7 separate regions of the Mus musculus genome follow, and regions 1, 2, 3, 4, 5 and 6 are each linked to region 7. Evidence: chromatin loops called from intact Hi-C (ENCODE). Cell type or tissue: heart. All regions are shown on one strand. Region 1 has its middle 360 kb from the start of 4933416E03Rik. Region 2 overlaps Gm38630 (a long non-coding RNA gene). Region 3 has its middle 16 kb from the start of 9130015L21Rik. Region 4 has its middle 44 kb from the start of Gm38630. Region 5 holds the start of Gm34741 (a long non-coding RNA gene). Region 6 has its middle 85 kb from the start of Gm25090. Region 7 holds the start of Mafb (v-maf musculoaponeurotic fibrosarcoma oncogene family, protein B (avian)).

Region 1 (4,000 bases), 780 kb after region 7:
TTTGAAATAGGAAGGTGAGTTGGAGAGGGGCCAAGGGGCCAAGGAGTAGAAGTAGAAGTATACAATACCTGAAGATGGGACACAGAGAATACTGTGAGGAGGGTGGGTTGGGGATTGTAGGGTGTTATTTACAAACATTCTATTTCTACGAGAAGTAGATAATGGAGGAGGGAAGGAGAGGAGGGAAGCTTAAATGTCTAGTCTAGTTTTAGAGTTTTAGTGATGTTACTCTGAGAAAATTACAATATCCATCTCATGGGGGGGGGCAAATGCCAGAATGATGATATAATCGAAAGTAACCGACAGCATTCATTCATTTATGGACTCCCTAGTATTCTCCCATTGTGTCCCGACAGCATGCTAAAGAGAGCAAAGGCAATCCTGTCTGCAAGGCCTTCAGAGCTTGCAAGAGAGAAGCACATTAAATAATTGGACTTTAATTTCACTATTGTGTTGATAAACTTCCTGCAGGAACACTTTGCCAATTAAGCTGAGCCAGGATGATAAAAAAGCATCTAGGGACCAAACTAGTACTTGTGTTTTGTTCTCTGTTCTCTTTTCCCTTCCATAGCTCATATCAAGGCCTCCTCGGATTTCTTAGATTGTTTCCCTTCCTTTTGCTCAGAATACAGACTGATGTCTGTTCTTCTTTGCTTTGTAGCATTTGTAAAAAGCTTTCGAAGGGAGTTCTGCACTCTTCCAAGTAGACAGAAGTGATGGACATGACACCCTTGGGAGCCTTCATCCACCATATGAAGTAACACTGTGTCAAGGTGTCCCCAGTAGAACTGAACTCTGGTAACTCGGGACTTGCTAATGCATGTGCTTTTCTGGTTTTCCCATTTTCTTACATCTACATTTCCCTATAGGTGTTCTCTGCAACTCTCGAACACCTCCTTTAACACTAATGGAAATAGGAGACACAGAAAAACAACAAAACAAAACCAAAACCAAGAGAATGCCTCTCTTGAAGTTTTCTCTACCCCCAAACACTTGTATCTCCCACACAGTGAGCACAAATATGGCCACATATACAAGAACAGACTGCTAAGAATTGATGGATCTCATAATGTGCTGTCTAGACCAGGACATTCTAAAAGGTGAACCATTAAACAAAGGTACACCCTAAACAAAGCAGGTGCAAACTGTATTCACAGGTAGTCTTCTCAGAGAAAGGCTAACTCTGCCAGACAGATATCAAGGACAGAGCCCTGGTGGGGATCCAGTCGGAGGCTCAGACTCAGGAGCAGGTAGCTCTCTGTCATATCCATGGGGTTCCTGGTCTCACAGACAACAACAAATCAGACCCAAGGTGCACTAGGAGGGAGGGATGCATCTACCCAAGATCCCTCACAGGAATACACTGTTTACAAGAGAAAGCAACAGGGGTTTGTTCAAATCTGTCACCCACATCCTTCAGACAGCTGCTGCTTTCTTAAGAGGCACCTACTGAGTAGAGATCACACCCTGAGGAGAAATAGTTGACTCTGAGAGCTTTCCCCAAATGACTGCTGATGTTGGAAGCACACACAGGCAGTTCGGTGCATTTCCTGTGTGCTGAAGCTACTTTGGGTGAGCTGGGGGCAGGCAGGGGCATTCCCAGAGAGGGAAGTTTCCATGCAAGCCCTTACTGCTGAGAGAGGTCTGCTTTCAAGCCTGCTTTGCTAATTTCCTAGACTTTTTTTTTTGCTTCCCCCTAAAACATTTAAACTTAAATAGCTATATAAGTTCAAATGCTCTTTTATAGACTGAAATAAACAGCTTTTATAGCCCGAAAACAGCAGACTTAGAGATCAACTGCTCGCCACTGAAGCAGGCATGTTTAAGCTAAAGAAATAGAAGCATTCTCTTCCTTATTGGTGGCTATATTTTTCCCCAAACTAATGGGAGGCAATATATAAATTAGCTGCCATCTAAGCTGTCAGGAGAAGACATTAATGCGGCCTCTAGGCATTTTGCTGCAAGGCTGCCCCCGTCTGGCTCCCACCACAATTCACAGATGGTGATTTCTACAGAAAACACGTATGCTTTATCTCTTCAGCCACAGAGAGTTTGAGGGCAAAACAAGTTCAGGGGTCTGGTAAACAGTGAGGTTTTCTCCATCTTCTGGCCACCATTCCTGGCCATGTATGCCATGTGATTTTGCTTAAAGTAAAATAAGGCCATTCTTGATTTCTAAAGTAGGCACCAGGAGCCCAGTAGCATGCCAGTCAGGGGAAGAAGAGCCTGAGGACTAGTCAAGCTCTTTTGCTGGAGATAACCTTTCTACTCCAGGGCATTACACTCCTTTGCCTTAAGGCTTTTCTTCCTCTGGGACCTAGGGAGCAAGTAGAACACTCACAACTACGAGATAAAGCCTAATAGTGCACACACACACACACACACACACACACACACACACATACACAAACAGACTGGAAGACAGCCCTAATGACCTCATCTTAGCTAATGACATCAGCCATGGCTGTGTATCTTAGCTAATGACATCAGTCATGGCTGTGTTTCCAAATATTATCATATTCTGGGGTGCTGGGATTTGAGTTTGAATCTATAACTTAATCCATAATAATGCTCAATAATATTTTCTGAGAGGCTACCCTTGCTCCAGTAAATGGCCCTGTGCCCATGCACTCATTGACAGTACGAAGTGAACTCGGTGGGTTTATACAAAGAACAACTGAAACTGGCAGGGCAAAGTTCTGAGGGATACAGCGGAGTAACTAGAGGGAAGGGAATGGGATGGATTGGATGGAAACGTTTATGTGCTTGTACAAATTCTCAGTGGTAACAAAGAACTGAAAGGTCACTAAGGGTACCTTAGAGCCCACATAACACGGGCTGCGGCCAGGATGTCACTGAACTGATTTGTAAATTACAAACAGAGGGAACTTCTTTCTCAGATATTTCCCATACTGGTCCACTGCCAGGCATATGTGTCTCTCTCTGTATCTTTACTGTATGTATACTGTTCTTTAGTTTCCAGCATCTTTCATTTACATCTCCCTTAAGTGCATCGAATTCATGTTCCAAACTTATGGCATGTCACAGCAATTCTGTTTAGCTTTCTTCATCAACTTATCCTGCCCACCTCCAATAGACAGATCTAACCCCTTTATGCTCTGTAGGTCTCCTTGCATACCTCTCTGGTCTCATATATTCCCCTTTATGGCTGTATATTGAAACAGTAACCATACTAAGGTATTGATGACAGGAAACAAACTAGATATGGTATATATATATATATATATATATATATATATATATATATATATATATATATATATCTGAAAAGGCTTACTGTTTAACAGTTTTCTCTGAGATTGAAACCTTCCATCATTTAGGGAAGCTCTTTAAGCAGGAAGATAAATAACTCAAAATAACTTCAGAAAAATCCCTGAAACAGAGTAGACTCACCAGACCCCTCCCTGTCAGAGTAAGCAATAAAAGCTGAGAGTCTCTCTCACACAAGGAAAGCTCCAAAGAAGACTCTGACACCAGCCTAGCTGCCTGGGAGAACCAGAAAACAGCCAAGGTGCTGGAACTGCCCAAACTGCCTGGAAGAAGTTTAGACCAGAGTCGCTTGGAAAGGGCATACTCCAACGTGTTGAACTGACATCGGGGTGTGCAGTGTGCTCTGGGTATTCTAGTTTTTGTGAGCTGTCATATGAGTGCCGGAATGGGCCTTGATATTGCAGTCTTTGACTCATTTCTGCTTCTATAAGTAAGTAACCCTCAATAAACCTCATGGTTCACCAAGTTGGGCTTTGGCGGCATCCGTACTTTGGTCTATTGAGGGACCTTATCCAGGGTGAGCAGACATTTGTAGCATCTCCCCAGAAAAAGTTTTGTCATATAACAAGGCTGAAAAGCTAGCAAGCTCCATCTGAACCATTAGCAAGGCCTGAAGAGAGACAAGAATCTGTGGGGGTCCAGTATCCAGTTTGCAGTTCATCTCAAACCTCCTTAGAACTACCTAGAACTGCTTAGGGAGGCACAACCC
Region 2 (4,000 bases), 1.5 Mb after region 7:
AGCCTCCTATATCCCAGTCCTTAGAAAGCAGAGGTGGGATCCCTGGGGCAAACTGCATAGCTCAACTAGCACCAGGTTTCTCCAGAAACCCTGTTTCAATAAATAAAGTAGAAAGCAATTAAGAAAGATACCTATTATCAACTAGGGGCTTACTTACACACACACACAAATATGCAGTCACATATGCATGCTCACACAAACACAGAAAGAAAGAGAGGGAGGAGAGGGAAGTAGGAAGGGAGGCAGGAAGGAGCAAAAAATAATAATAATAATTAAACTAAAAATGACAGCGGCAAACTAGCCAACCCCTCCACAAATGACCACTTTGAACAGATCCACCTTCATGCTGTCCCAGGCTGCAAAGTCAGAAAGGAACATGCAATGGGGAAGGGCGCTGAAGCCCAGCATCACCTCAGGCAGCCTCAGCCCCTAACACTCAGAGGGAGTCTTACCAAATATCAAAACAAAAACAGATTATATCTCGGAAACATGAAAATGATTTGACGCTGTGTATATAATCTAATTCAAATCACAGGCCCCCTAATCGACATTTAATTGATGCAATGATGTTTTCATGACGGTAAATAAACAAAATATATAAACAGAACCATCTTCCTTGATATTTAATGACTACTTAACAGCTACTGGGGTCAGAGATACCGCGCACTAATAAACAAATGCTTAATAATCAATTGGAAGTCATTTCCCTGGTTATTGCTTCATTAAATCAGGCTCCGACGTCAGCTGCGGGACAATCCTCCCAACAGGAAAACAATGGCTGAGAAATGAAAAAGACTGCAACAATGGCCCCCGTGTAACCGGGAGTAAACTGGTGGGGTTTCCTCTCCAGCCCTAAAAATCAAATGGGCCTAGCTTGCCTGTATGCTGGGCTTTGTTGCCTTAAAACAGAGTCTGCCTCCAGCCCTGGCTTATGAACCCCACCCCCTACCTGCTCTACCAGGTAATCAAAGTAAAACACAGAACCTGTGCAGAGGACCCAGCACAGCGACTAGGTATTAAGTACTTGGCAGGATGGCCCTAAGTATTAAGTACTTGGCAGGATGGCCCTTCCCTGTGTCATTCATCCGCCACAGTTGTTATAACGCTAACTCGCCACAGATCTCTGAGCACTCCTGAAATTCGCTCTGGTCACTTCTCCCAGTCAGTGCCACATGGAGTCATTCTTTCCTGGCCCTGCTGGTGGCACCATGAGCTTCCAAACCATGTCTGAAAGGGGCACCACTAGGCACGCTGGTCAGCTGGTCAGTGGTCAGCATCATGTTTGGCTAGAGCTCTGAGCTCTTGTTCCTTCTCAGGGGCCTGGAGCCTGAGGCAACCTTTTCCTGTGTCACCTCTGGCTGAGAGCTTCCAGGAGGAGAGACCTATATGGGACCCCATGTGGGCAAACAAGGTCTATCTGCCCAGGCAGATCAGGGTGCAAGTCACTGCCCAGATACATTAAATGAGGAAGGAGAGGAAGAGCAGAGATGAGGGGGAAGGGGAAAGAGGGGGGAGAGGTGGAGTGAGTGGAGCAGGTAGGGAAGGAGATTGAGAAAATAGGGAGCCCTCTAAATTCTCTCCCAAGTCCCTCTGGGGTGCTGGGGTGGTATGTATAATATGCTATGTAGTGTGTGCAATTGTGTATGTGTGGTCTGTATGGTACGTTATGTATGCGTCTGTATGCATGCAGTCTGATGTGTGTGGTGCATGTGTTTGTGGCTACGTGTGTGTGTGTGGTCTGTATGTAGACTGTGTATATTGTAGTCTGTTTAGAGTGTGTGATCTTCGTGTGGTATGTGACTATGTGGTTGCATCTGTGTGTTGTGTGTGTGGTGGGTGTATGTGTGTATATGTGCTTGTGTATGAGGGTGTGCACTCATGGATGGAAATGAGAAGGTGACAGTGACCAAACAAGGCAGAACACGCTTGGTTCCAGTGGACCACTTACAAGACAGAAATGCCACCAGGGTAAGCAGGGCACCTAGGAGAGGCGGGCCATGGGCTTGATGGTCCCATGGCGCCATCGTGTGGCCAGCCTGTGTGATGACTGAAGGTGCTATCTCCACTGATAAACTATTCTTGGTTCCTAGGATCCTTATTCTTATGGAGGGAATAAAGTTATGCCCAGGCGCCACAGACCTCAGAAGAGCACAGTTCACCATCTTAATGAATTGAGCCAAAGTGGAAGGAAAGAAAGAAGCAAGAGAAGGAGCCCGCAGAGTTTCTCAGACTTGGGTCCGAAACACCAAGAGTTCCTGAAAGAAAGTACCTCAAGAGGTCAGTCCCAAAGATGACATAGATGGCAGCTCAGGGGGTTCACACAGGAGTCCAGGGGCCTTGGTGCTGGGGATTCAGGGGGAAAGGAGCCAGAGTCCAGATTTGGCAGGGAGGATGCAGTTAGAGAGTTCTCCTACTCTTCACTTCTCCTCTTCGTGCTTCTTCCTCTCCTCTGTTTTCTCCTCCCTCCTCCCCTTCTTCCTTTTCCCCTCCTCCTCCTCCTCCCCCTCCTCTTCCCCTCCATCCTCCATCTTCCTCCCCTCCCTCCTCCTTTCTCTCTCTCCCACCCACCCATGTATCTCCCTCTTTCTCCTCTTCCCTTCCTCTCATTCTCTCTTCTTCTCCTTCTTCCAACCATTCCCTCTCCGCCCCTCCTCCCTCTTCTTCACTCTTCTGTCCTCCCTTAACCAGACAGTCTAGAAGAGTTCCCAAGAGCCTCCTATATGACTTCTCACCTCTCTGAAGACTTCTCTACTGCCCTGAACCCCATAAGTGAGTGGCCAGATTTGTACAACCCCATTTTTTTAGGGAGAGGTAACTGCATTTCTCTTACCCCGAGGTCCTGTGTGGACTTCCAGAATGTGTGGATGGAACGCTCAGACTGCCTATGCCTTAGACTTGTGGGTTCACTGTACACCTTTAATGGCTGTGACCTTAGACAGTCGCTCAGCATCTCCACACCACCCTTCCCAGATCACATCTATAGGCTAGCTACTTCACAGTTCTGTTCCCCAAACAGGTACCCCCCCCCAAGCACAATCAACTCTGGGAGCCAAGAATGCTGGACAGTTACAGATCATATGACACAGCAAGGAGCAGAGACATGGCCCCAGGTTTGTCCCTTATAGTGTTCACTGTCTGCCTTCTCCATTGGATCAGGAGCCTGCATCTCAGCCTGACTGTCTATTCTCCACTGAACTCCCAGTGATTGGCATATATGGTGGGGTATTGTGTAACTTTTTCCCAGGAAGAGATGAACAAACATCGATTCGCTCAAGATAGGGTACCCATGCCAGAGCATAAGAACAATTCCGGTCCAGCTCACTGGCTTGATGCTGCTTGCAGAAGGAGCATAAGTAACTCTCAGGCAGCAGCCTCATGGGAAAGCCCACCCCACATGAGTGACAGCTCCGCAAGCTGCATCCCTTAAGCTCCCTGCCAATTTTCCTGCAGGAGGGGGGCCCACCCCAGTCTCCTCTGCCAGCAGGTGTTTACTGTTTTTCTATCCCTGCAAGGAGCCCTGTGAATCTCGTGATTTCCTGAGCTTCCTACGCCTTGGAAACATCTCTCTATTTCTTGAGTCTTGGGAACCCCTCCCCAACTCCGGAAAGGCTGAATACAGAGGAAATAGCTACCCAGCACTAGGGCTTAAGGGGCATCTGTTGATTGATAAATCAGGTCACCGTGGAGTCCCGCATACAGCATGCCTTCACGGTAAGGGCTGCAATGAGAACATCCTAAAGGTGCTCTCCCTTCAGACAACCAAATCCTTTCCAATCCTCCCATCTCTGTACCTCCTACTCAGGGTGCCCTCTCCACCATGGCCCAGGCAATCCTCTTCACTTCCAGAGCTTTCTGACCAGTGTATGCATAGCCAGGCTCTCAACCAAGGAGCCCTGACTTTCCTCTCAACTAGCCTCAGACTTTCCATCCACATGACAACTGATGAACAGTTGTCAGAAACCAGGTCCTTGTCTGAGTCCCTGCAGCTACCTCCAGCCGG
Region 3 (4,000 bases), 370 kb after region 7:
TAAACCATTTTGCTGGAAGCTCCTGAGAGAGAGGAAGGTCACACTGCGGTTCCCATCTGTCTGGGCGCCTATTTAGAACCTCCATGTCACACTCTCCCTCCCAGACACACACACACACACACACACACACACACACACACACACACACACACACACACACACACAGAGAGAGAGAGAGAGAGAGAGAGAGAGAGAGAGAGAGAGAGAGAGAGAGGAGAAATTATGGTGCACAGCTATTCTCATTTGAAGAAAAGCATGTTTTGGACTTGAGGAATTTGTCATTGTCTGAAACTGATTTAAGGAGCAGTGGCGATGCCTCGTACAATGGCAGCTGGAATCCAGCACAGGCCCATGCCCAACTTCACTGCACTGTTCTTAGCTAGGGTGGTTTTCTTTGTTGGATAATGGGCCGGGACACTCCCTTCTCACGTTCATTTCATGCTTCAACTTCATAGTTAGCATGCATGCCCTCTGTCCTTTAAATAAAACCCATCAAATTGCTATGCTTTGCTTCCTGATTTGTCTAAGTTGTTAAGAAGGTATCTATCAAATCATCCCACCTACCGTAATGGTCCCATACACTATTTTGTCCAGCATGAGATTCTACATCCTGAAAATCAGCTATTTGAAATATTTAATTGTTTCAAGTATCTTTATATCTTTCTAATTTCTGGTTGCCTCAAGATGACAATGATCCAGCAACTCTATGGCAATCTAGCACTTCACTTGTTTGTTTCGATATCGATCGTTTAATCCCTTTCAGATATATCTGAGTATGTGGCAGGAGAAAAGAGAGATAGTTTAATTGCTCAGTCACCTTAGAAACACTTAGGGAATAGTGTTCACCCCTAGAGCTGAGTGCTTTAGCTATCACAGGCCAACCCTTTGTGTATGTGTGGAGCGGTTTCTCCTTCTCCTTGTCGTCCTCCCCCTCCTCCTGCTGGTCCTCCTCCTCTCCCTCCTCCTCCCCCTCCTCCTCTTCTTTTTCTTCTCTTCCTCTCTCTTCTTCTTCCTCTCCTTTTCTTCCCTTTTCTTTCTTCATCACAACTTATTTTTTACTTGTCAGTCTTCCTTCTTGCATTTTCTTTCCTATTTTGGTTTCTTTAAATACAAACATCAGATTTTTTTTAAGGTAAAATTCCTCCTTTATTTTTACCGATAATATTACAAACAGCTCATAACAGCAATTCTTCCTTCACTGTGAAAGTGTGCATCTCTTTCTCTTCTGGTTCAAGCATCTTACCCATTGTACAACTCTCACAACAATGATAATGGTCTTAGCTATTTGTTACTGATTTGTTTTTCTTAGCAAGGATACCTTTATGTTGAGGTGTTTACCTAGGGACTTGTTTTACATGTTAAAATTTTTTTTAAAAGTCCCAAGAATTCAAGTCAATGGCTAAAACAAGCTATCAAATATGGAACTTAAAACTGTTAAAAATTACTAACCTCCTTAGTGATCAAATTTGTAAAAACCAAGTCATTTTTAAGTCTAAAAGCTATGCATTTAAACATGACACTGCTCCATTCTTGAGGATGAAGTGAGATGGGCATTTACATATATGCTTTTGTGGAACTGCACATTGGTTTAAAAATTACAAGCAATAACTTCAAACATATATTAAGAATATTAAATATGTTTTGAAATGTGGAGTACATAAAGTATCATGGGTCTCATTAGATATAAGTGAGCTGTTAGAAACAAAATTAAAAAGAATGAAACGATAAAGGGGCCTGCAAATATTTCATTGTGGAATGTTGTGTACTCACCAACGTGATGTAGAAGGAAATTTTGAATGACATGTTTGTGACTTCAAGATAACAAGCCAACATAGACCTGTTGTGTGTAAAATGTTATGTTAAGATTTTTCTTTCTTTTTTTTATTCTTTTTAAGAATAATATCCCTTCTTTAAATTAAGTGTCCAGGAAGGATAATTACTGAAATCTCAGAAGAAGATTTTTTTCTAGTTGTTGGGCATATTATTAATCTTTTTATTTATTCGTTTATTTTCTGATATTTTGCTGTGCAGGATTGCCTGCATCTCAGCAGTATCCTCACCCTCTCTTCCCTCAAACATCACCCTTTAGCCAGTTTACACAATGAAAAACATGGCCAGTAGAGGGCACTGAAGATACCAGACTGCAGTGGACTCTCTCCTGGTTCCAATATGGATTCTCCTTTGGCAAGAGGTGGCCCTTGAGGCATCCAGTGGCATTCTACCACCAGGACCATTGTCCACGGGCAGGTTTACACAGCATCCCATAAATGCATCCCATAAATGCGCAGCTCAGGGAGTTTCCTCTATTGTTCTCGAGCCCAAGTACCACTCATTGATCAGAAGTGGCTCCTGGCTCTAGGCTAGGAAGAGAGATCTCCGTGTGCCCCTTCTCTAGGTTCTGCTCCTGATCTTGAAAGGAGTGGCAACTTCCTACTCTACTAATTGGTGATTTGGGGAGTTAGGTCTACCAATCCCGCGTTAGATGTAGCAATTCATTACACAATTTACGTTTAAATTGACACATGGTTTTAAGTCTTGGTTGGATCTGATCTATGTTATAGTGTATTTTGCCACATTTTCTAGGATTCTACCATAAAAGTAAACTAAATTCATGTTTGTTTTCCATTTATTATGTTCATCTCTATCTATCTATATATGGGTATCACTCCAACAAAGGAAAGTAAGAATGATTTTATTTTCTTATGGTAATGAAAATAAAGAAAATATAATCAGTATCTTGAAACATTTGCCTGTGTATAAAAATTAGTAATGTACCAATATCTAGACATCCTTGTATGTGTATCTTCTAATGTAGAAATCTTTTAAAATGTTTTTTATTATTTTTAATTATGTGTATGGTTCCAAATCTCTTTTTCCATAGCCATATCGTTATCAAACAAATCACCTGTTTAGATTACCTAGTTGGAGCCTAGGGAGTCCACGGGACACCACCATCACAGAAAAGTCAAGAGGGTTACTCTTCTTCTTTCCTGGAACACCACTCTCATGCAGCATTACTCTGCCAGGTCGCCATGCTTTGCTCTGACGCGTCCTACACTGATGTTTTGGGCATCCATTCCTACCTCACAGTGTGAATTAACTGCCCTTTCTTCTCTTCCCTCCCCTGCAAGGCTGTCACATCCCAATATGTAAGCAAGGGTCTCTATAGCCGACCTTTGGCATTGCCTCAATTTCTTCAAATGCCGCTCAAGGGTTAGGGTCTAAAGCGAGTGGCCTCTTTGGGAGTATTCAGAGTCACCCTATAGTTATTAGATGTGGGTGTGACACCTCTCTAGACTTATGCCCTGACCTTTCTTACGTCAGCAGTGACTACTCCTCGCTTTGACTCAGTTTCTTCTTCACTGTGGGATCTTAGGCTAGCCATTTCTTAAGAAGCCCCAACTTCTGAATTTGTGGGTGACAGATTTGATGCCCATGGTCTATAAGTTCTTTTCACAGAAACTGCTTTGTACTCTTCTAGTAAATTTCTGATATCAGGACATATAAAAGAGGGGTAGTTGGGGACTACATTTTATAGGTCATAAGGGTGACATGATGCACAGAGAATTTAAAGACAACAACACAGTCAATTAAAAGCTCTCCTTGTTTTCCCAATCTAAATGGTTTTTGTGGTTTTGATGATATAAACATGCCCAAACCAGGGCTTGGGCAGGCAGCCCCTGCTCTCTGGCAGGCCATTACCTTGCTCAGACTGAACTTTGCTATTGCTGCCAAACATTGCTGTGTTATGTCTTGTAAGGAGACAGGTTAGAGGTGTGAAGATGCATGTTAGAGCCCATGTTGCACCAACATAGGGTTGGCTTTTCATTCCTAATTTGTGTGTGTGTGTGTGTGTGTGTGTGTGTGTGTGTGTGTGTGTGTGTGTGTGAGAGAGAGAGAGAGAGAGAGAGAGAGAGAGAGAGAGAGAGAGAGAGAGAGTTCTTATGGGGTAGGGTCTCACTGACTTTGTTAAAGTCATTGTATAACCAAGCTGGGTTTC
Region 4 (4,000 bases), 1.5 Mb after region 7:
CCTCTCCAACTTGCTTCTTGGTCATGATGTTTGTGCAGGAATATAAACCATGATGAAGACACTTATGCTGGCACCAAGGACCGTGTCTGGGTCTACACCCCTGTAGCAAAGAGGGTATGTTACCACCAAAGGCTTGGAGGACATCCCTCGTCTGTACCCATGTTGATATTTGAGGGCTGTGCAGAGCTGGTCCTACCTCTTATCTGGGCATTGCTGAAGGGCTGGCCCCGAAGGCATGAGACAAGGAGAGCTGGCACCTCCCCTTACCAGGTGCAGCACTAGGGAGAATAAGGCCCAGCCCTCACTCAGGAAGCACAGTAGAGCTGGGCCAGGTTGGGGGAGGGTTTCAGGTGAGCCATCCCAAGGGCATGAGTGCAGGAGAGCTGGCCTTGCCATTCATCTGTCGTGTGCTGGCATGGGCAAGGGAGAGGTGCCCTTACGCTCTCACCCTTTGCCACATGAAGCAGCCAGGAGACCTGGCTCTGGGCTCATGAGAGTGAGAGAGCTGTCCCTGCCCCTCAGTGGCTCCAGTGCTTGGGAGAGCAGACCTGCACCTTACCTGAGCAGCACAGTAGAGCCAACCGTGGACAGCACTGCAGGTAAGTCAGCCCTGAGGATGTGAGCGCAGGAGAGCTGGCCCCACCACTTGAGAGGAGTCCCCGTGAGGAGCCAGTATTGACAGTGTAGCAGAAGCCAGGGTGCTTGAACCAGACCAACGCTTCTGCAATGACTCATTGCAATAAACAATTTCAAGTAAGGATGTGTGGACAAGGAACATACTATAGACTCCACGATTTGTTTTTTCTTTTCTCTTCTATGGGGGAGGTTGCAAGGGCAGAGGGCAGGTAGGAAGGGATGGGGAGATGAGTGGGACTGGGGTGAGTGATGATGTGAGATTCGCAATCAATAAAATGTTTTTAATTATTTTTAATCCTGTGCAATACGTGCACATGAGTGCAGGTGCCACAGAGGCTCTGCCCTAGAGCTATACATACAGTTATGAATGTGGGCACTGGGAATTGAACTTGGGTCCTCAGGACGAGCAAGCAGGACATGCTCTTAACCACTGAACCACTTCTCCCACCTCCAATCACAACTTTAAGCAAGACTCCTGGGCACGTGCCCAGCCTGTTGCTGGGGCCACTCCCCAAATTCTCTGCCCCTCAAGACTACAGGAAGGGTATCTTTGATGGACAGAGACACTGGCCAGACCTGGAGTGGTCTGGACACCCCACCGGGGTACCTTCATTCCACCTGCTACCCTTTGCTCTTTGGTAGGCCTGCCCAGGCAGTAAATGCAAATGCTTGCTGGTGGGCTTAGATTTCTGCTGTGGTTATCACAGTAAGATGACGAATGCATTCCTCTAGGAGCTGCTGAAGATTAAAGGCCCGGTTGATAAGGGCCTGGCTCGTGGCAGTGTCATGTGCTAGGACTCCTCGAGAGAGAGAGGAGGTATTCAGATCTGAGCAGGCCTTAACTCTAGGGCGGTAAACCAAGTCTGGCTTCTAGCCTATGCAGCTCCAGACACACAAACACGGAGTGCCAGCGACCCCTGCTGGCCTCTGGGTGAAGTGCATGCCCAGGGCATCCATGCTGCAGACAGGTCAGACTCAGAGGTTGAGCTACTCTAGAGGGCCTGGTATAGGGAACGCTGCTGCGCAGGCCTACACATCAACGCAGAAAGCCTTAACCAGAGCTGCATCTGTCCTGAGTTGTCTGTGGACATTTTCTGCAACCCCAGATGCCAGCGTGTCGCTTTGACCTGGAAGAGCCTTCAGAGGTCATGGCTTATGCACAAAACGGTGCTTTCACATCAGCGTATGCTTGGCTTATGCAGACTGATATCCCCAGAATGAGACTAGGAATGACCCAGGAGGCTACACCTCAGCTCTGGGATGGTTAGCCAGGGATCACGCCACCCCCAGAACAGCAAAGTTCTCCAGGTTCCAGGCCTCTGGTTCCAGGCCCAGTGTCCTACACCAGCTTGATGCCCCTCTCGATTGTTGCCCTACAGTGCATCCCAAAACTTGGTAGGCACAAAACATTTTGTCATCGTCATAGATGGTCAGGAATTAGGCAGTGGCAATAGGATGGGTGTGCTCCTGCCTGCTGAGGGCCTATCGGGCTGGGTTTCAAAGGACTGGGTGGGACCCACTTCCACAGTGACATTCTAGCTCCTGGGCAGGAAAGCATGATTGGCACTGAGGTCTTCTGAGGCTGCTCTTGACAACATTCTAGTATTATACTACTGGCCTGGCACAGGGGTGCCTTGGCGTCCCAGCAATGACCTTCTGTCACATGACAGCATCACTTGACATCCCTCCATGAATCAAAACAGTTACAAGCCTGCAAGACCCAGAGAGGGGTGGCAGACCAACTCTGCCTCTTCATGGGAAGGCCATTGGGGAGTCTGCAGCTGTTCTGCAAAACACAGCATGCCCAGGCACCAGGGCAGTTCCTAAAATGTGTGCCCCGTTCCCTCCAAGCCCTGATACTCCCGCCTGGAGCTCAGAATTGGTCCCTCTGTGCCTGTGGAGGAAAAGGTGACTGAGAAGAATAGCCCTGGACCGGATGCAACAGTGGGTGGCTGTGAGGGGGTTGCTGTAGAAAGGGAGCTGGAAGACGCCTCAAATGACATGGTTTGGCTTACTGGGCCCCAGGTTCTCACATGTATGGGCACATGTGCATGTGTTGGACGGGCACGCATGAAGGTCAGAGGGCAAGCTCAAGTGTTTATCCTCAGAATGCTGTCTACCTCCTTAGAGTGTGTCTCTCATGAGCCTGGAGCTGAGTAAATAGTATAGACTGGATGGCCAGTGTGCCCTGGTATACGTACCACCACACCTAGCATACACACACACACACACACACACACACACACAGGTTCTGGGGGTGAACTCAGGCCCACATACTGACAACGCTCCTATTTCTAAATCTGAGTACTTACAAGCAAGGGAAGGGTGACAAGCATGAATGCAATAAAGAGGAAATAGTTCCTTAGCTGCCCCTGTCCCTCCGTATCTGCTAGACTGCCAGGAAAGGGACGAGTAGTGACTCCTATTGGCCAGCAGAGGGCAGCACAGTACCGCTCTGCAGCATCAGAAGTTGAGCTAGCAGATGGATGGATGGAGGCTGGGCTAGGATCAGAACCTCCACATCCCTGGTAAGGGTGGGCTGCTGCCTGATCCAGCATGTGACAGCCACGGAAGCAGGGGTTGTATTCCTCAGGCCTACTGCACAGGAACATTTTATCTGACTGCCGGGATGAGTGCGGTGTGTGTGTGTGTGTGTGTGTGTGTGTGTGTGTGTGTGTGTGTAACAGCACACAGTTATATCCCATACACAAGCACTTAGTATGCAAAGTATCCATGTGTCTGAACAGTTACAGTTTAAGGCTTGTTCCTGTGTGTCTGTGTGAGCATGTCCCGAAGCTATCACTTGCCCAGGGTGACCAGCAGCCCCACTTGGAAGTGTTCCCCACAAAAGATCTGGTGTCATCATCGCAGGGACCAGGGGGCCTCACTACGGCCCTTGGGAACCCCTCCCAGACATATCCCTCCCTCTGCTCAGCCCCAGTTATCTCTAGCTTCTACCCATCTGACCGGTCCATCATTGCACTTTGATCCTTTCCTGGATGTCTTATCTCCATTTTTTTTTTTTTTAAAGTCCTCCTTGAAGGAGACCTGGGGACCCAAAGATCCTGGCACCAGGTAGTCTGGCTTAGGTAATAGAGGAAGGAACCGAGGTAGCCTTCTAGGACACAGTTGGACTTAGAGGTAGTAGGGAGTCTTGCCTACTGAGCAAACTATGGGCCAGGGCTTTTGAAACTCCATGAAGCACAGGTGTAAACGGATGGAGGGGAAGTTAATACTGCCATCCTTGCTTGACAGACAGAAACCTGACCCAGAGAGAAACAGTGTGGAGCCAAGGTTTACAAAGTAACTGTCCGGCTGGGACTTAAACCTAGGACTTCTGAGCACTGCTATTCTCCTTGCTGGG
Region 5 (4,000 bases), 200 kb after region 7:
ATGGTTTCTGTGAATTACCATAGGGCACTATATCTCAGGGTTTTGATTATCACTGGACCATTGCTGGACTGAGAGAAGACGTGTTTTACTTTATCTTTCCAAGTATGCTCTCCACAGGGACTTCTGCTGCTGCCCGGGGCCTCTGGATGCTCCTGACTTGGGGGAGATTCTTGACAACTTAGAAAGAAAACACAATGCTCCCTGATTGAGGGAGATATAGATAATTACGCTAAGGCTACATGTAACCCTTTATGTACCACATCTGGCTCTCTATCACATAGTACTGAAACTTGGGGCCCTGCTCTCAGATTCTGACCAGCAGCTGGGAGACCCGTCTCTCTGCCCCATCTCCTCTGGTCCTCCTGCCTCTGTAATGGCTTGCCCATGCTATGTCTACCCCTTACTAACTCAAATCCTCTGTCTCAGTGACTGTGAACTCAAAACACTCAGGGACGGTTGTTACCCTTACCACGTTATAGACTTGGCCGCCACAGTTCCCTTGACCCACGAGATTGCCTAGCTGATGCGGCAGGAGTGTATGTCACTTGACTCCAATTTAACTGTCCTGGCCCCTTCCTTGTATTGCCAAGAGATTTCCTAACAGAAACGTAACCCAGCGATTCAGGCAATTATTCACGTATTCCCCCACATCATTAGTTTTATGGAACACTGCCAGGGGGCATATTTTTTCTTCCCTGGGACTCCAGAGAATAAAGGAAATAGAACTCCTACCATGAAGTCATATTAAGGAGTTTATTTCTCAGAAAATACCCCAATAGCACGTTTATAAAGCCTTACTTGGACTACATTTAGGAGAGGAATTATTTCTATCGCACCTGCTGGCATGGGCTATCACTGTGTAGACCTCTTGTCTTCTGTAACATAGATTTAAAATATTTTTGATATCATCTCCTAACCACAAAGGGGTTCCTGCTGCTGCTACAGTAAAGGCATGGTCTCTGTTGGAGTTTGGCTTTAGGTAGGATGACTATAATTCAGTCATCCAAGTTATGATGCATCTGGGTGAAACATTAGTCGTATTGGCTAGCAGATGTAACTCGAGAGGACCTCCACTCCCAAGTAATGAAATTTCCCTGCATGCATCAGAGTAAATCCAGAAAGAGTGCAGTTCAATTGGGTCAAATATAAACATTATATGGAAAGTAGTAGTTTCCTCTCCTAAGCTGAAAACGGAAGGATGATGAGATACATCAGGTAGCTTTTGATCTAATAAGGCTGTGTAACAGCTATCCCCAGACTCAGTATGTTAAAGCCAAACTATCCTAGCTTATCTATCTGCAAAACAAGTAATCCAGGCTGTGTTTAAATCTGTGTCATGTGTCATTTCTTTCTCCATGGACCAGTGGGTAAAACAGGGGGTACTCTCCCCATGGCAACAGCATGAGCAAAAAGAAAAAAAAATGGGTGGAAACAAGGGTTGCTTCCTGACATCAAGGCTTGGATCTGGCCTTCATTTTACCCACATCCTCTTGGTAAGGGCAAATCTTTTAGCTAAGCCTAATTTGTGTTTGATCTATAAAAGGACGTAAACCCAAGGCATACACACAAAGGACAGATACGTAGACGAAGAGGCAAGACTTGAAAACAATAGTGTGAATGGTGGCGGGGAACATTAGGCCAAAGGGGCTTGCTCTTCCTCACTCCAGCCCTCTAGGGTAGGGTAGCGATAGGTGAACTGACTCAACCATTACAGCCAAGGGGGTAAAGCGAATGGACCCCAGAGCGACTCTGTCTGGAGAAGGCAGGTTGATGTTCTCATGGTCTGAAGGGAAGTGAACTTACCCTGATGGACACTGAATGGAGAAAGAAACGAAGGGGGAAGACACGGAGGGATTCTGGGTAGCCACGCCACACTAGTGAACAGGTGCACAGATGGGGAACTCTCTCAATTGACGGTCATATCCATTATGTATCGCCCCACAGGATGGGGAAGTGAGGGAATGGACAGAGGAACTGCAAGTTCACAGTTGCACGCTTCTCCCATCTGAAGAGAGAAAACAGAAGCCCTTTTCCTGTGAGGTCAAGAACTAAAGTGTTCCCAGCTTGGAGGATTCCTGTATGCCATGCATGGGCCTACAGAGCGCCCCCCTGTGGATATTTTGAGTGTTGCTATTAAGAGCTAACCTAATGGCTCCTTTTGTCCTTTCCCTTCGTGGGCTTGGTGGCCACCTTCTTTGAGAGTCTCTTCCTGCAGTGTGTCTCTCCTCTTCTCACAGTGTCAAGCCTTCATCCTTTTTCTACCTGCTGTCAGAACCCTGCATGGCTTCCTCTCAGGTAGGTGCCTTCGTGTTGAGAGCTTGCTAATCAGATACACCAATCATGCTGATTATGTCTGGTTCAATAATGGATCACCCCTCCCCAGGAATCTCCTGTTTAACATTTAAGCCAATTATAAGGCTCTGGGGAAATGGCTTAGATTGGGGTTGAGGATCTGAGAAAGGCAGGCTAAAGAGAAGCATTTGAGGCAAGGAGTTTTAGAGCCAAGCCTATCTTACCCTAGAGATGACAATGGGCTCTTACTCTGTCCAAAGGTAGCTTTAATCCATGGTGTCAATGGATCACATGGATTTATGGCTTAAAGTTTGCAGAGGAGCCTGAGGAATGACCAGTGGTCATTAGGATCCATAGATTCTTTGATACCCACTACATCATGAATCTGGAATGTCCCCCAAAGCCTGTGTATTGAAGACTTAGTCTACAGCGTGGCTTTATTGGAAGATGGTATAATGTTTAAGGGATAGACTCTAGTGGGACTTCTTTGGGTCATTGGTGGTGAGGCCTCAAAAGAGATTGTGTAACCTGACTCCTCGCTCTTTTGTGTTTCTTGACCCTGGTGTGAAAGGTTCTAGGACACTACATCCTCCCCCTCCCCCACACTATGATGCACTAGTATATCACAAACCTGAAACAAGGGAGGCAGTTTACCATGAACTGAAATATCCGGACCGTAGTCAAAATAGACGTTTCATTTTATACGTTGATTTTCACAGGTATTTCTTTAAGTAACAGGAAGCTGACTTACACAGCATTCCAGCCCCTTTCTTCTTCTATCTGCCTGGCCTTCATTCTTCTAATGTAGACCTCATCATTTCTTTCATTCTGAGCTCTTTCATTAACTTCCTAGCTAGCCAGCCTGTCTGTAGTCTCTAACCTGCCATATGGCGCAGCAAGAGTTGAGTTTTTAAAAATTATTTATGTAATTAAAATGCTAAATGATATAAAAGTATAAAGATAATATAGTGAAAGTGAACATCCATGTCTTTTTTTTAATAGCAAAATAAAGAAAAAATGTGCATAATTGTAGAGGTATTGGATTTTCACAAAATGAGCACATTTACATGACTGACATTACAAATAGAAACAGAACCTTCCCAACCTCTCTTTGCCCCCTTCCTGTTTCTCACTACCCACAAAGGTAGCTATAGTCTGAATCCAACAGCATAGGCCTGTTGCTTATGTTTGAAACCCATGAAAATTCACTCCTTCAATGTGTGTTCTGTTTATTTTTACTCTTCTTTTAAGAAAGACATTTTAAAAGAGAAATGTGTTATGCCTGTTTTAAAATTGTTTTAAAATCCTTTCCCCTGGTACGCTTACCACACATCTTCAGTGGGAAAGCACAGCGTGTTCATGTCATGACAGGCTGGTATACGTGAACAGCTTTGCTTTGAACGTGTTTCTTTTTGTCTAAGCCAATCGTTTTGCCCTACAAGGAAGTTCTGCTGCTCACTCTTCTCATAGAATGAGCATTCTAAGCCACACAGACAGCTTAGGTGACTCATTACCCTCCTCTATCCTAAACGACTGCTTCCTGGAAGTGGGGGCCATGTTTGGATGCTTCTCTGCAGCAGCCAGTGATCCTGACACAGTGACCCAGTTTTATAAAGATGTTTCAGAAGTGAATGCATTGATGGCCAACGTGCTTTTGTCGTGGAGAACCGCAGTGCGTCTGCTGCTGGCTCCTTCTTGGCAGGTGATG
Region 6 (4,000 bases), 1.3 Mb after region 7:
GGCCCCTGTCAATGAGCCACTGCATCCTAAACCAGGCTCTGTACTTCCTCCAGGAGCTAAGTGATCCCAGGATGCCAGGATCTGTACTAAGGATAGAGAGACTCGACTAGGCTTGGAGAGGGCAGAGATGGAATGCGAGCCCACAGTCAGGCTCTCAGGACATCAGACACAGGACGAATTACACATCCAGGACCAGGATGACTGAAGATGGAAATTGTCTCTGAGGGTCAGGCTGGACCAAGAGGAGGGAGAAAGTGACATCCTGATGATGAATAATTCAGAGAGAGGAAGCCAGGGGCAGGAGGAGCTGCCGCAGGGCCCCTAGCCTGTTCTCAGCCAGTCTTTTCCTGAGCAGGAAACCTCCCAGCTGAGCCTGGGAAGCAGTTATCACTGGTGGGTGATTAAGTTACTAATCCTTCAGGGAGAAGACATTTAGAGGCCCATATTAAAGCAGTGCGAGGCAAAATTACATTCCGTTTCAATTTAGTTTAGCAATTCCCGTGATTTAGTTAAATGAAAAGCAATTGTTCTAATTAATAGTATTGAATGTTATTCATCAAAAGTGTCAAAACAGCTCCATGGCCGCATTTGTAACCCATTCTCCTGTCAGAGGTATGGATAATTTTCCAGGACGGGATGGGGCTCTGAGAGGGTGTGAGGGCTTTGGTTGGCGGGGGTGGTGGTGGTGGTGGTGTCAAGGGCATGTACATGGAGTGTGTACACGTGACCTGAGTGTGGCTATATGGGTCCATATGCCCTGGAGACATAGCAATCCTACCTGCACCTAACCTGGGTGTACATATTTATATGCAGTTATGCACAGAGATCAGTGTGCTTGAATGACTGTGAACATGTGAGTGTGTCTGTGTATTCCTGGCCGTGTACATGGATTACGAGTGTGCATAAGTGCCTCCAGGACTCATGTATTAGAGCATGTGCTTGGTGTGAATTGACACGAGTGCACACAGGAATTTAGAGAGTTGTAGGTCCGTATTGTGGAGGTGTGTGTACATCAGTGATTTCGAAGATCTGTTGCTATCCAGGAAGACACAGACATTGTGAGCAGACATCTGCATGGGGGTTGCGGGGTGGCTCCACGAGGATGTGGATAGATCAAGGCAAAGGATGAAGGGAATCTGTTACCCCAGGAATAGCACAGCCAGTTCTTTCCCCCCTTCCCTGTGTCATCAAGTGACTTCTTGATGCTGAGACACTGTCATTTGGATGTAGGGGCTGAGACTTTTTCTCATGCTCACTGCTGTATTCTCAGCATCAAAAAGCGACCTTGGCATACAGCAAGCCTCCATAATACATCTTAATAGATTATATTAGTGATGGATGCATGAGAATAGTGGGATAGATATCAGGGCACATGCATGGCTTGATAGAAGGGTGGCTGGTTTGTTAAGAGGATAGGTGGGGGAAGGAGAAAAAACCTGGATGGATGGATGGATGGATGGATGGATGGATGGAAGGAAGACAATAAGGCCCGCTGGGGCCTGTAGTCATGGGTGAGTTCCCAGTCTCATCTCAGTGTAGAGCCCAAGTTTCTTTGGCCCTCAGCATCGCTCTACAAAACCTCCGTGGAAAATTCCATCCTGGACAGTCAGCAGGCTCAGAAGCCTCACAAGTTGCCAGGATCAACCAAGGCCAAATATTGCAGAGCTCAGAGCAGAAAGGACAAGGATTTTTTTTTTAATTTGAGACACTGGGGAAAGCTCAGTCTTGCTGGGATAACAGGAAAGAAACCAGGCCAGGCAGGCCCTATGGGATTTTTAAATAAAGCAGGGCCCTCCAGGAGCTCCTCTACCTTCAAGCCGGGATGCCTGCCTCTGGCTTATGATCCTGGGCTGTTGGCGCTCCCCAGCCTGCCCTCCCTATCCCTGGTATTCTACCTAGCCCACACCTTCCTCATCGGGGAAACTCGTGTCCATCCCGAACTCATGGTCAAGCAATTTACCTTCACCACAGCCTTAAGGTGATAAAGATATCTACACTAGGCTCCCACCTCCTCTGTCCTCGCCTCCTATTCAGACCTGGACCTTGGATCTCTCCAGAGTTTACCAATCCTGGAGATGCCCCAAAACACTCTCCACTAGGTTATAAGTCCTCCCACAGATATTTTGAGCTGAGGCAGCAGTTAACCTGGCCCACCTGCTGTCATGGCCTGCCCCCTAGTGGCTATCTCTGGACATACACTATCCCCACCATGGCACCAGCCCGATGCCCCTATTCCAGCTTCAACCAAGAAAGGTTGTCTTTTGACAACCTCTACAATGCCCCCCAACACACACACACACACACACACACACACACACACACACACACACACACACACACTTCTTGCAGGTCCTGAAGTGCCCAGAGTTTGGGATGTGCCAGACAGCTCCAGGCTGCCCACGCAAGTGTCCATCCATCTTGATGGTGATTAGCCCACAGGGGAAGTGTTAGGGTGTGACCTCTGAACTCACTGAGCTCATAAAGACAATAGCTAAGACTGTGACAAGAGGCACCAGGCGTCCTGTCTATTTTGGGGTAGCCCCAAGTATAGCCGGTCAGAACCAAGGGCATCCTGGATCGCATTAATCTACGTAGGAGTGACAGAGACAGGATAGAGGGTCCAGGAGACTTTCCGCCAGACGTTTCCTCCCAGCCTGCCAGGCTCTGCTCTCCGCCTCACTCACGGAATCCCTGGCCCTGGCCTCCGGACACCCAGCTTGCCAGCTCTCTATGGCAGATCAGCGACCTTCCTCTCCTCTCAAAGTTTTTTGTTTTTTTTTTTTTTCTGAGAGATTAGAGGCCCTGGCTTTTGGGGGGCCTAGTCTTTGTTCTGACTCTGAGGATAGCAAAGCAAGAAGGAAAAACACCTCCTCTCCCACCCATGCTGAGGTAATGGAGAACCTACCTGGAAACAGCCTCTGGTTTGCACGGTCCAGGCTCTATAGAATTCAGGAGGATCAAAAGCTTAATTGCTAGAGTCTTGGGCCCAACAACTGGCTAGAAACAGGAAGTTCTTTGTTACATACACGGCTGCTGACTATCCCTTTCTCTCCTCTCCACTTGCTTTCTCTACTGGCTGGTAAATAGCTTGAAAATGGCCATGATGAAAATATTTATACCATGGAAGCTGCCAAATGATATGAGATAAACTATTATCAATGAAGCAGGCTTGGGACCCTTCCCATGTCCAGGCTAAATGTCAAGAATCCCAAGCACCAGGGTCACAACCGTTTTAGAGCCACAGGAGCTTGGACTGTGTACTGTATGGCCCAGCACCCTAGTGCCACCATGTCTGTGTCTGCAGTGTCAATCCTGGGAGCACAGTAGGCATTAGGTCTGTCCTAAGAGTCCGGAGAAATGGGTTCTGCCTGAGAATAGTACTCATAGCACTAGAGCTTACCAACCCTTCACTTTCCACCGGTAAAACTGGGGGCAGGAGTACTCGGCATAGATCAAGAACTTCATAGGACAACCAGGAGAAATAGACTTGCAAGGCAAGCAATCAGACCCTGGCCAGCACCGTGGGACCCAGTCAACAGTGCCTGCTTATTGTCATCAATGCCCATCATTGCTTTTGCAAGGAGTATCCTTACTTCCTTCACACAGGATTTCAAGGCTAACCCAAGACTGGACACTTTTGGCACATGAAAAGGTCTTGGTCCTTTCCCCTTATATTGGGTGCCTTGAAGGCATGCAGCATCCAGGGATGGCCAAAGAGGAAGCATCCACTCAAATCCTCAGAGAAAGAGGACTTCACAATCTGCTTAATCAGGCGTGTCAAAAAACAAACAAACAAACAAACAAAACAAACAAAAACTATCACCAAGGACAGAAAAGGTGACTCTTGGTTTTCCTCAGAGGAAAAAAAAAAACAACAACAACAACAAAAAAAAAAAAACCATCTCAGATCCCTGGGTAAATGCACTACCTCTTCTGTGCTAAGAAACTGTTCCTTAGCACTGGAAGTAAAGGCATGTGCCACCAATCCAGGGTAGTGGCT
Region 7 (4,000 bases):
CTATGTGCCATAAATCTCACTCCTACACTCGCAGAGCAGATCCGCCTACTTGCTCACAAAGCACCTGCAGCCCTCCGGGAAACCGGGAAGAGCCACGCACCTCAGCGCAGGTGCCAGGGCGCCGCCCTAGTCCGAAAGCGCAGGCTGAAAGGCGCGCCGCTGGGTATTTATCAAATTACCCTGATGGCATGGCAGAGATGTCACGAAGAAGGCAGTGTCGAGAGAACCTCATACTTGCTCTTTTGGAGAGTAACTTTTGCTCCTAAAATAAGAGTACCTCAAGGCCAAGTATCTAGGACCCTTCCGAGTCCTTCCATCACTGCGATGTAGTTAAAGGATGATGCAGCAGGGCTTGCTTTGGAGAAAAAAAAATCCTCAAGTATGTATTTAGGCGCTAGGTAGGAACTGTTGGGTACAGGGGCTCTGGCCACTGGCAATCCCGGCTTTCCTTCGGTGCCTGGGCCTCCTGCCTCTTTCCCCTTGCTTCTCCACTTCTTTCAACAACCCATCGAGGTCTTATTGCGCGTTGGGCTCCGAGTTAAAATGCGTCCCTGAACCCTCTCCACCTCCCCTGCCTTTCAGGGTTGGGGGGACCAGTCCTTTGTCCTGTCCTGCTGTGATACCATGGACTGGGAGGAATCCTCACGCGAATACTGAGTCTGCAGTGGCAGCCTGGAGAGAGAAAGGTCATTAGCCCAGGAGTTCCAAAACCATGCAGCAGAGCGCATAGGAATTAGAATGGGGGAGGCTGGACCATTGAAATGGGATAGGCTGCGAGCAAAGGCCTTCAATTGGGGCAACCCTCCTGTTTCACTCTTGCGCCCACCGGAGTGTGGTGTTCTCTCTCTCTCTCTCTCTCTCTCTCTCTCTCTCTCTCTCTCTCTCTGGAAGGAGGGGCTACTCCAGGACGGAAACGGGTTGGGGGGTGGGAAAGTGAACCTAGGAGACGCTGAGATAGCTCATCTAAAGCTCAGAGGAAGAGAGTGGTTACAACAGAGATAGTCACGGGGACAAAGAGGAGAAAAACGGCCGGGACAAAGGCCGAGTCCCCCAAGCCTGAGAGAGTAGCGCTTCTTCTGGAGTTTTACAATTACTGGTCTGGGGCCACAAGAGTCCTCTTCAAGGGCCACATTCTTGAGAAGTGGGGTTTGAGCCCTCCGTGATGACAGAGACACGCGGGAGCAAGCCCTGCTCTGCTGCCCTCCCCGGTGTTCCCAGGAGGGTTTGCAGTGAGGCGCGTACTCGGGAAGCGCTGCGTCTCGGATGACTGGGGGTGGGGGGAGTGGGGCGAGGTTAAAGCTGGAGCCCCATGAGTGTTAAGAGAGTATGCGTGTGGTGGTCGAGCCTGAAACCCCGGTTTGCAGAGACCCGGAACTCTAAACCTGATGGTCTCAACGTCCCCTGGCTGAGCCGAGGTCCGAGAGCGCGCTCTCCTCGCAGGACCGCAGCTGCGACTCTTAGGCGAGAGTCTGTGTCCTCATCGCCCATCTCATCTGTGGGAGGTTCAGCCTAACCGCCCTGGCTCTCTACCTAGGCAGTCGAATCATTTCTGCCGAGAGCGCACTTCTCCAAAGGGCTCGAGATTTCCCCAGCAGTTCACTGATCTAAACCTTTTAGGTGAAGTTTTAGTTAAAATACACCCATTTGGTTAAAATTAGGCTCCTGTGACCAGTCTCTACCCCGCCTTCCCTAAGGATTTAAGAAGGGGGGAAAGGCTTTTCTTATTGATTGGAAGCAAATTTTTCTTTCTGTTAAAAGGGGGGAAAAGGTCTGGTCTGGTTGTCAATGCTGCGGGTCACTAGCCCCCCGTGCGCGGTGTTGGAGGGCAGGTCCTGTGCAGCCAGCAGCTAGGACACACTCACCCAGCGCGCTTTCTGACGCTCATCTTTCCGCGTCCTGAGCTGGGAAGCAAAAAGCGACGTGGGAGCCGGGTCGGATCTCCGGATCCAGCGAATTCGACATCTATTCACTTTTGGGGTCGGGGTCGGGGTCTGAGGAAAGTCCCACATTTCCTGCCCTTCTGGCCCAGGGCAGGGAGTCTCTGTCGGCGCCCAACAGCCCTGTCTGAAAGCCCAGTGTTCTGCCTTCCTCCTCCCGTCTGCGTTCCGGAGAAGTTTCTCATCCGGTAGCCCTGAACCTTCGTCACCTGGCGTTTTCAGTTTAGAATACTGATCTTCCCAGCTCAGGACCTTTCCTGAGAGGAGTAGCCCACAAGCACACCTGGAAGGCTTGCATATGGAATTTCAGAAAAGGTGAGCAGAGAGGGTTAGTGGTTGAGTCCAAAGATGGGGTCGGAGGGCCTGTGCATAGTTCCAGAGGAGTCTGCCCTGGCTTTCAGGCCGCACACAGCCTGCGTTCAGGCCTGGCTTGGCCGGATCAGTTAGCTGGACCTGCACGGGTCCGAGACGCCATCCAAGCCTTCCCTCCCGCAAAGAACAAACCGGTTCAGGGCGCCGTTGCGCACCGTGGCCACTTGGGGTCGCACTTTATGCCTGTTTGAATCTCCTTGCAGCCGTCAGAAGCTTGGATCAGCTTAATCCTTACAAAACGTTCAGACAAAAACAGGGCCGGGTTCCCCAGCATCCCAGAGCCACTGAGTGCACAGACCGGTGTTGGTCTCGGCTCTGAGCCTCGGAGTTGTAAGGTTTCCACACGACTGGCAAGTGAAAGGTATTCAGAGCCTTTGGGCCAACTCTGTTTGTTTGTTTATCTTCTTTGGGAGCGTTTGGGGGTGTGTGTGGGGGGGTGGCGAATGCACGGAGCTGCGAGACCACTGGAGCTCTGTCTTCTGAGCTCAATCACTGAACCGGCTAAGAGAGGAACAGCGTCTCTTGGCCCGAGGAACCTTCCTAGAGGTTAAGAGTTAGATCTGAACAGAACTCTTGGAGCCCCAACCCCGCCCTCCCCCACCGCATACATTAGCGCAGACAGAGCTACCGAAACACAGGCACGCACCACACACATTCACTCGGCCCGCGGCGCCGAGGACACACGGAGCGTCGCCCACTGGGCGGGGGCCGCTTGGGAACAAAGGGCCAGGGAAGCGACATCCCGGGCGCTTATTCTGAGCCTACTTGGGGGTGACACGGGCCGAGGGTGGGAGTGTAAAGAGTATGTAGGGAGGCGTGAGTGCAGACAGCGGGGTGGGAACGGCGGCTTGGTCCAGAAGTGGGGCGCGCACTGAAGGCAAGCGTGCGGGAACCTCGACTCAGAGGGTGTTGGGGGTTGGGACCAGGCGGTCCGTCCCACTCGGCTCCAGCCCTCCTCCAGGCCTCAACGGCTTCGGGGCTCCTCCGGTCTCCAGTCAGCTGACGCGGGGGGGCGGGGGAGCTGTCAGGCACGCCCCGCCCAGCGTCGCTGGGCCGCGGGGGCCGTGCAGCCATTGGCCAACACGCCGGGCCGCTTGGGCCCCCGCGCTCCAGTGACATCAGGAAGCGATAAAAGGCGGCGGCGGCGCCAGCTCCTGCACAGCTGCACCGCCGGGCTGCGAGCGGCTGCAAGCAAGAAAGCCCTAGAGCCAAAGAGTCGGAGAGCGAGCGGCGGGCGCTTGCCCCGCGCCTCCCCTCTGCCCCTGCGCGCACCTCGCCGGCTTCTCTACCCTGCCCCGGCTCGACCTGACTCGTTCCCGGCGCGCTCGCAGCCCCAAGCTCCGGGGCAGCTCAGGCAGCCTCGGGAGGACTCTCCGGCGCGCCGCCGCGTCCCCAGACAAAGGCTTGGCCGGCGGCCCCGGCCCGCTGCGCCCTCGGCTCCCCGCCTCCCCGGCTTGCCGCTCTTCGCCCCCGCGTTTGGCTCGGCGCGTCCCGGCCGGCCGCAAAGTTTTCCCCGCGGCAGCGGCGGCTGAGCCTCGCTTTTAGCGATGGCCGCGGAGCTGAGCATGGGGCAAGAGCTGCCCACCAGCCCGCTGGCCATGGAGTACGTCAACGACTTCGACCTTCTCAAGTTCGACGTGAAGAAGGAGCCCCTGGGGCGCGCGGAGCGTCCGGGCCGGCCATGCACACGC

The links. Hi-C counts contacts between places; a loop is a spot of excess contacts. Peaks named below come from ENCODE experiments on the same cell type or tissue, not always from the same donor. Only the 100,000 strongest peaks of a DNase experiment are listed, where the experiment ranks them.
Region 1: it touches region 7 in a loop (2.6-fold over the local background); 5 of 42 quality-filtered maps call a loop at or near these places.
Region 2: a loop joins it to region 7, with 3.0 times the contacts of the local background. A loop is called at or near these places in 10 of 42 quality-filtered maps.
Region 3: it touches region 7 in a loop (2.7-fold over the local background); 4 of 42 quality-filtered maps call a loop at or near these places.
Region 4: it touches region 7 in a loop (2.0-fold over the local background); 2 of 42 quality-filtered maps call a loop at or near these places.
Region 5: it touches region 7 in a loop (2.1-fold over the local background); 6 of 42 quality-filtered maps call a loop at or near these places.
Region 6: it touches region 7 in a loop (10-fold over the local background); 16 of 42 quality-filtered maps call a loop at or near these places.

Annotation. Positions count from the first base shown.
Region 1 is chr2:159,584,864-159,588,863 of GRCm38, reverse strand. No RefSeq gene overlaps it. Among named protein-coding and RNA genes, the nearest start is that of 4933416E03Rik, 360 kb to the left of the region's middle. In heart, a CTCF peak has its summit at 1,984 (motif pointing left); no DNase peak of the experiment used is centred here.
Region 2 is chr2:158,910,816-158,914,815 of GRCm38, reverse strand. The region is part of intron 1 of Gm38630 (a long non-coding RNA gene); the gene reads right to left. Among named protein-coding and RNA genes, the nearest start is that of Gm38630, 3.5 kb to the right of the region's middle. In heart, a CTCF peak has its summit at 2,029 (motif pointing left); no DNase peak of the experiment used is centred here; H3K27me3 peaks cover 1,646 bases.
Region 3 is chr2:159,998,774-160,002,773 of GRCm38, reverse strand. No RefSeq gene overlaps it. Among named protein-coding and RNA genes, the nearest start is that of 9130015L21Rik, 16 kb to the left of the region's middle. In heart, a CTCF peak has its summit at 2,118 (motif pointing right); no DNase peak of the experiment used is centred here; H3K27ac peaks cover 8 bases.
Region 4 is chr2:158,863,103-158,867,102 of GRCm38, reverse strand. No RefSeq gene overlaps it. Among named protein-coding and RNA genes, the nearest start is that of Gm38630, 44 kb to the left of the region's middle. In heart, CTCF peaks have their summits at 1,570 (motif pointing left) and 3,070 (motif pointing right); a DNase peak (open chromatin) is centred at 1,582.
Region 5 is chr2:160,169,288-160,173,287 of GRCm38, reverse strand. It overlaps Gm34741 (a long non-coding RNA gene), which reads left to right and starts at 3,623. Exons shown (of 5, transcript XR_866916.1): 1 at 3,623-3,994. In heart, a CTCF peak has its summit at 2,112 (motif pointing left); a DNase peak (open chromatin) is centred at 1,957.
Region 6 is chr2:159,052,258-159,056,257 of GRCm38, reverse strand. No RefSeq gene overlaps it. Among named protein-coding and RNA genes, the nearest start is that of Gm25090, 85 kb to the left of the region's middle. In heart, a CTCF peak has its summit at 2,156 (motif pointing left); DNase peaks (open chromatin) are centred at 287, 1,567 and 2,667.
Region 7 is chr2:160,366,533-160,370,532 of GRCm38, reverse strand. It overlaps Mafb (v-maf musculoaponeurotic fibrosarcoma oncogene family, protein B (avian)), which reads left to right and starts at 3,468. Exons shown (of 1, transcript NM_010658.3): 1 at 3,468-4,000. The coding sequence starts at 3,857. In heart, a CTCF peak has its summit at 2,472 (motif pointing right); DNase peaks (open chromatin) are centred at 2,502 and 3,382; H3K4me3 peaks cover 3,727 bases; H3K27ac peaks cover 2,237 bases; H3K27me3 peaks cover 2,448 bases.